2 separate regions of the Mus musculus genome follow, and region 1 is linked to region 2. The links are chromatin contacts, found by Hi-C or POLR2A ChIA-PET in ENCODE. All regions are on one chromosome and are shown on one strand. The core of a region is the stretch at or near the end of the contact, and the rest is flanking DNA. Distances in the headings are between cores, read along the strand shown.

Region 1 (3,605 bases), core at 394-2,893, 1.1 Mb after region 2:
GAAAGAAGCAGAAACCTTTGCACCCAAAGCAAAAGATACCATGAAAAAGAGACCAACACAGAACAGAGCTGGAACACACACAGAACAGAGCTGGAACTGGGGCAATGACCACCCAGCCTGTTTACCACCCAAAGCCGCCTTTCCAACACCAAAACGGGAAATTTCCCAGAAACGAGCTGACAGAAATACATTTTGTTCAAACTATGAGCCTTCTTCACTTGTCATGGCTGGAAAACAGAAAGATAACCTGTTTGGGGCTTGTTGTGTGTCCCTTTGACCTATAGCCACTCTGTAGCACCAACACTAATTTCACAGATCAAGTGATAGGTTCCAAAGCTAAAGGTGGAGAGTAGTGGAGGTAAGCCCCAGGAACGTGAGTTTTCTGTCCCCTGTATGGATGGACCCAGGCTCCAGCAGGAAACCACAGTGACGTGTACAAATGATCAGCAGCTCCTTCACTCAGTCATTCAATAGAAGGTCACCCCTACTAAGAGCCTGTCTGAATTCCAGGGGACAGTGACAAAGGCCAAGCAAACATATGGTTCACATTGTTTTCCAAGCCAGAAGTCCGATCTCTTTAAAGCTCCACTGTCAGGAATCTGGGCTCTCAACTTTTCTCTTCTTCAGTGAATGACCAACTAAGAACAACCAGGAGACACTGGCAGCGACCCTCGGAAGTCAGGGTCCAAGAGTCTAAATTGGTGTCAATCACAGGCTAGAGGTCACAAGCTTAAGGTTAAGGGGAGTCACCAGGGGTTAAGTGAAAAGTCTACCCTTCCAATGAGACCAGCTAAAGCAGCTTCTGGCTAGACAGTCTGAGGGCTGCCTGGAGGAAGTGGCCTGGAGCCACTTCGTTCAAGCGCACGAGGACAATGCCCTACAGCACTGGGCCAAAGACAGAAGGCAAATGACTACTTGCATGGGACAGGGTCACCCGTGATAAAGCCCATCTCTCTCATTGGCCGCTCCCTCTGAAGGTCACTAGAGAAGGCTGGACTTGAAGCACGTCCTGGCTAAGAACACGGGGTTGATCACTGGGAAGGGGAAGTCATCTACTTTACGAAACTGTTGACTAAGCAAGAAGCCAACTCAAAGCTCACACAAACAGCGGCAGGCAACGGGACTCGAACACCTATGCAGCCAGACGCCCGCGGATGGCCGCTGGCGGGCGCCCTGGCACCGCCCACAGCCCTGGAAACTGCTCCCCAGGCGCGCAGGGCGCTCCCCTCGCTTGCTCTCCACCGCCTCCCTTTTTTTTCTTTCCTGCGGCAGGATCAAGCCAGCTTCCAAACGTGGGCCGCAGAACGCTGCGACGTCGGCGCTCCGCCCGCCCGTGGATCCCTCCGCCGGCCCGAGTCTGCGCGCGGCCTCCCCACTGCACACCACGAGCGGTTTCCCGCGCGGCGCCGCGCCCCACCCCCACCCCGCCGCGCCCCAACCCCCATCCCCGCTCACCTGCCGTCCGCGTCTCCATGGCAACGCCCCCACGGCGGAGGAAAAAAAAAGCCTCGGGCTCTTCCCGGCTCCCTCCCGGGCTGAGCGAGAAAGTCGGACACCCTGAGGAAACTTCGCTCTTTATTTTGATTTTTTTAGGGAAAGAGCCGGAGAGGTTATGGCGAATCTGCGGCATCCAACATGGCGGATGGAGTCTTCGCCCTCCTCTCCCCGGGGATCCGACGCCTACGTAGCGACGTCGGTCGCGGGGAACCGCCCTCGGCACGCAAGGCACAGTGCGCATGCTCGCGGCTACCCTAGGTGCCGGCCTCTCGTCCCGGCGTTCTGCGCGCTGTTTTGGGCCACGCCCGGGGCGGGACGCTGTGATCCTGGGACGTGGGAGTCAGGACCCGGAATGTCCTGAATCCTCTTCCGTGCGGGGACGGCTGCGAGTGGGCAGGCTAGTGCGCCCCTTTGCATACTAGCTTTTCCGGGGCTCAGTTTCCCAAGTTGCCGGTCGGGTTGACTAGGTGTAGTTGGCCCAGGCAGGCTCTCCCAGGGTCCGGGACGAGCCGGGTTGGAAGTGACAGTGCCTCGCACATCTTTTTTTTTTTTTTTTTTTTTTTTTTTTTTGGAAGCTCAGTGACCACCTTTCCGTTTTTTATGTTAGGAGCTTAGAGCCCCCTCCGCACGCTGCAGGAAGCGTCTGTTCCACGTAACTTTGATAGAATATATTTCTACCGACATCGAAGTCCCTTATCCCTACCTATCTTGGTCAGCTTTTTAGCATTCGAAACTGGGAATGAGTTTTAGAGTTGGCCAATTAAGTATATATATAATAATAACAGTCGTACTTGTGCTGGTAAAGCTATCTTTTAGAAAGGTTTTTAAATTAGCCATTGTAAAAAAGTACTCCACACATACAGAAACAAGAGAAAAATGTTAAAAGAAGCAGGACGGAAATGACCGGCGTCTGGGCAGCCCTGGTTTGTTTTTACAGTGCTGGTGAAATGCTGAGTATAGTCCTTCTGTAGTGTTTAGCTTGGAGTGCTCCTCAGACAGCTCTAGGTTCCTCTCTCTTACCCCCACAGGTCGAGGTCATGTGTTTATTACTTCTTCACATTCAGTTGCGCATAACTGTTTGCTACCCCTTTCTGCCATGGACTGAGTTTGCCGAGCGGAGAGAGGGTCCTGTCACAAAGGCCCCTGGGTCTTTTAGTCTTTGCCTACCCATCACAGATTTCATAGTAATGCTACTGAACGACTGAATGAGCTCATTCATTTTGTTCACTTTTTTAAAAACAAAAACCAGAAACGTTGACGTGCCTTTGGGCAGTGAACCTTAAGATGACTGGTCTAATTCTTCATTCTTCTGTTTAGTACATATTTAAAAACATCTTTATTTCAGTGGGCAGGTGAGCAAAGGACAGGTGTTCAGGAAGGTTGTGTAGCTTTTTTGAGATCACATAGACAGTCCATGAAGTGTGTGGCCCCACCTTTCCACAACCCACCAGATGCCGGTAGACACAATGTGAGGAGAATCAGGAAGTTGTTGCTTCACCTCCACTAACTTCTGCCTCAGGGAGGGCTGCGTGGCAGGGGAACAGTAACATCTTTCATTTGAAAATGAACTAACCAGAATGCTGCATTGATGTGATTTCCTTTTTAGAACTCCAAATATTTACACTAATTTTCTGTCAGGACATGTGAGTTGTGCTGGTTGCTGACAATACTGGTTTTGTGCTGGGCTGCCTTTCTTAAAAAGCAGCACTGAAATACTATTGATTGATTAGCAGGTGGGTCGATTGCTCTTGAATGTTGTAGCCAAAATCAGTTTTGGAAATGAAGCTAGTTAACATATATCTCAAAACTCAATGGCTCCCAAACAGTAAAGCCAAATTTTTTTTAAGAAGAAGAAGAAGAAAAAAAAAAAAACTGACTGTAGATGTGGTCTTGAGGGGGTGAGGGGTGGCTGTGATTTTTCTCCACTATTCCTTCCTTAAATCTACTCATTTTTTCAAAAAAGACTTATTGCATATCTTTTCCCAGGCTGGTCCCAAGAAGGAGGAAATTAGTAAGGAAAGGGACGGAAGGCAGTTTTGTGAATGGAGACACCACAGTTGCTTCCTCACCTTCTTGTGTGGCTCACACTTTCAGATGGGGACATGAGT
Region 2 (3,453 bases), core at 857-3,356:
ACCTGGGGGCGCTCTGGGCCATCATCCAAGAAAGAAAACCTAGGGACACCGCCCGCAGTTTCCAGAACTGCACACTCTGGTTTAGCAGGGTGGGTGCTCAGCGCTCTCCTGGAAGTCACTGGATGAATTTTAATTTAGTAGCAATCGTGGAAAGGGACAAGGGGCGTCCGGACTCGGGACGCCTTCTAGAGGCCCTTTTAGTGCGCACAGTGTTAGCATCAACTACAAGTCAGAAGCGGTGGCAGAGATCGTCCCCTGATCCTAGCAGTCTTTCTGCTGGGGAGCGCCCCTCACCTGCAGCAGGAAGGCGTGGGCGCTCCATCTCACCACAAGTCCATGGAAGCGTGGGGACCCGAGACAGTGGTAAACTGGGAGAGGACAGGCTTTACCCATTAAACACAGAGAAAGTCTGGCAAATGCCTGATGTAGCAACTGTGCGAGCTTGTTCCTGTCCTGGGGGGTGGGGGGTGGGGGAGGGTCACTAGTGTCTCCGGGAGTCAATCAGCTTCCGAGATGGCTTGACCATCCCAACTCCCACCCACTCGCACGCTTTTGGGCGCGCACATGTCTCTCATGGAGCGCGCCACCAATTCCTGCTGGAGGAAGAAGCTGGCTAGGACCCTTGTGCAAAAGGCTGGAGAAACTCCAGGTTCCAGCAGATGGATGGAGGTTCGGGCACCTTTTCTGAGACTCCACGGTGAAGCAAGGCGAAGGGCCCCACGCTTTACCTGTACTACGAGGCAGGCACCGGGAGACTTAATCCCCTTCTCGAGTTCAGCCGCGCTGCCTCCCGCAAGGTCACACTCAAACACCCACGCGTAGAAAAACGAGGGCTGAAAGTTGCTTGCGCAAAGGTCCGAATCCCGAGCTAATAGTACTCCAACCAAGTCGCTTTGTCCGGTGTCACCATTGCCCACCCCGTGCACATATCAAAGCAGCAGACCATGCCCTGCGCAGGTCACACTACAGAGATGCAGACTTTGCTAACTTTTGTCCCATTATTTCTTGGCAGCTGCGGCGCCTAACGGGTTTGGAGCAGATTCCAAGTTTAGACTTTCCACCGCCACGCTCACTTTGACCACCCTCATCTACCCACTTTCTGACACACCGCTTTTTGCTGTGCTGTCCTAAGCTCCAACTTCTCCCCGAGATCCGAAACGGGGCGGTATTAGAGGTGTCCCGGGGACCAACAGCCTCCTCCCGGGTCCGCGCCTGCCCACAGCTGATCGGGAGACTCCATCCGGACACTGTCCAGACCTCTGGTCTGGAAAACCAACGCTTTCCAAGCGTCCCCAGTGTCCCAGCCCGAGACCTCCGCTTCTCTAGAGAGTGGGGACAATCTGCGCCTGATGGAGTCTCCTACCCGCGGCCCGGGCGGGGATCCACTGCGGTGCTGGGCGCAATGTCACCACGGCCGCTCCGGGAGCCACTGCTACAACTGCCATAGGCTCTTCACTGAGCTCCGGCAGGCTCCTCCAGTAAGTGCCAAAGAGCCTGGAGCCCCAGAGCTGGAGTCTCCTCCCTGACCCGCAGGTAGAAGACCACCGTGGCGGAGACAGAGATCTCTCTCCTTGTGTCTCCCTCTTGGCGCCTAGGGTCTTTGGTCCCATTTCTACTGTTACACCTTTCTAGTCCCTTTCCCACCCCTTCTGTGCCCGGGTCGGGACGATCACCTCAGTACTCAGAGAACACAAGCAACATTTCTCCAGCCCCAACTCGCGAGGGGGCGCCGTCCCTGGGGCACCGGGACAGGGACCAGCTGGGTGCGTACTTACCAAAGCCAGAGACACTCCGGACTTTGGGGGCACTGAAGAGGTTCAGAGAGGTATCTAAGGAGATGTGTTCAGGATACTTACCCAGCCAGCTCAAACCTCACGCTCCTTCTCTGCCTCCTCCTCTCTCCTCCCTCCGGTTTAGGGCTCTTTGTCTTTGCAAAGTGTCGAAAGTGTCTGGCATAGTGGGCTCCGCCGGCAGAGGTTAGCGCCGGAGAAAAGGGAGGCGGGGTGAGGATGGGAGCCGCCTCTGGAACACCTTCCCCCGGGTGTAACGGGAGTGAGAGGCGGGGCGTCCGGGGAGGAGTCGCTTTCGCCCGCCCGGTCCCAGCCGTGACTCCGGCGCGCCCAGCACGGCTCTTCGGCTCTAGGTTCCTCCCCTTCCTCCGCCCAGCGCCCGCCCCTTGGCGCTCGGGCGCCCCCCTCCGCCCCTCCTGCCGGCCTCAGCTCGGCTTTCCTCTAGCTTGGGGCTTCCTGCAAGCTCAATATAGCTCAGCCAAGCCACGTGGACAGCAGCGGGCTGGGTGGAGGCCGGACCCGTCTGAGAGACGCCGGAGGAGGCAGCGCGGGAACAATATCACTGCCTCAAGAGAGGGATCTGCGGGAACAGCTGGCGAGGCTAGGGAAGAACTCCCGAGAGGCTCGAAGCCCGTGGGGTCAACCCGAGGGACGAGGCGTTGGGCGTGCACCGAGAGGATGTGGCTGGCGGTGCCCAGAAGAGCCCCATTCAGGGTCGCAGTGGAGAGAGAGGGCGATCAGGCAAAGCCACCGCTTTTTCTGAGGGCGTGGGACTCGAGGTGGGATTTAGGTAGGCTTGGGGAGGGGCACCGCGGGGTTAGGGATTGCGGTGTCTGTGCAGCCAGGACTGGGAGCCGCAGAGCAGGTCACTATAAGCATCCACATCCCCGCCCTTCCCGTCTACTCCGCCGAGGGCCTTTCCTTTGCGGATGGATAGACAGCTTCGCAGACCAGCGCTAAGCAAAGGCTGATAGTGGGAATCAGAGTTAGAAAGGTCCCCAAGGCAGCCTGGGGATGGGGATTTGGTTTAGGTTAGGGTAGAAGTTTTTCTGTTTTAATAGGGAAGTGAGGGTACGGAATTTAACGTGTGTGGGTCGTAGATCATAAATGGTGGATTTAAAAGGCATTTCTAAGATCTGGTTTGTCAGTGGGTATCCTCTCACTGGAACTATCTCATCTACAACTTTTCCGTGGAATGTTAAGAGGAAAGACGGTGTGCGCAGGAGTCTCTCCGTTTTCAGTTCTGGAGACTTCTGGGGACAAGCCTTTGCAGTGGGGGAGGCCAGAGCTGCCTGGCTGTTTACTCACTAGAATGAGGCTGTAATGTTGGGGCGAATTTGCGGCACTTCTCCATTACGGTGTGATCTTGGGCTCTTTGGGCCATATCCACTGTTTCCTAGGTTTGTGTTTCCACGTACTCCCTTGCAAAGGGCCCTGGTCCCAGCGTTCGTTTGCTTGGGTTGTTGTACTGAGCAAGTGGATACAGGGCTCTTGAAACTGCCCTTGGCATCTAAGAGCTCACTCAATCCAAGCCAGCTTGTGGAAGGAGGAAGGAGTGGGTTTCAACTCTGCTTCTGGACTGCCTAGATAGGGTTGGTACACTGTGTAAGTTCCGAGGAAGTAGAAGAGAAATTGTTAAAAGGGAAGAAGTGGAGGACAAAGA

Evidence for each region. A loop is a pair of places that touch in the nucleus more often than their neighbours do. ChIA-PET counts read pairs that join two places held with the same protein, here RNA polymerase II (POLR2A).
Region 1: a loop to region 2 is called in a map of T-helper 17 cell, with 2.9 times the contacts of the local background. The contact joins the promoter of Zfat here to the promoter of St3gal1 in region 2. A Hi-C loop is called at or near these places in 1 of 37 maps with a recorded cell type or tissue (T-helper 17 cell). POLR2A ChIA-PET finds 5 or more read pairs at or near these places in 2 of 5 experiments (Patski and embryonic stem cell).

What each region holds. Positions count from the first base shown.
Region 1 is chr15:68,257,213-68,260,817 of GRCm38, forward strand. Zfat (zinc finger and AT hook domain containing) reads right to left here and starts at 1,644. Exons shown (of 16, transcript NM_001145888.1): 1 at 1,456-1,644. The coding sequence starts at 1,474.
Region 2 is chr15:67,174,776-67,178,228 of GRCm38, forward strand. St3gal1 (ST3 beta-galactoside alpha-2,3-sialyltransferase 1) reads right to left here and starts at 2,107. Exons shown (of 9, transcript NM_009177.4): 1 at 1,857-2,107.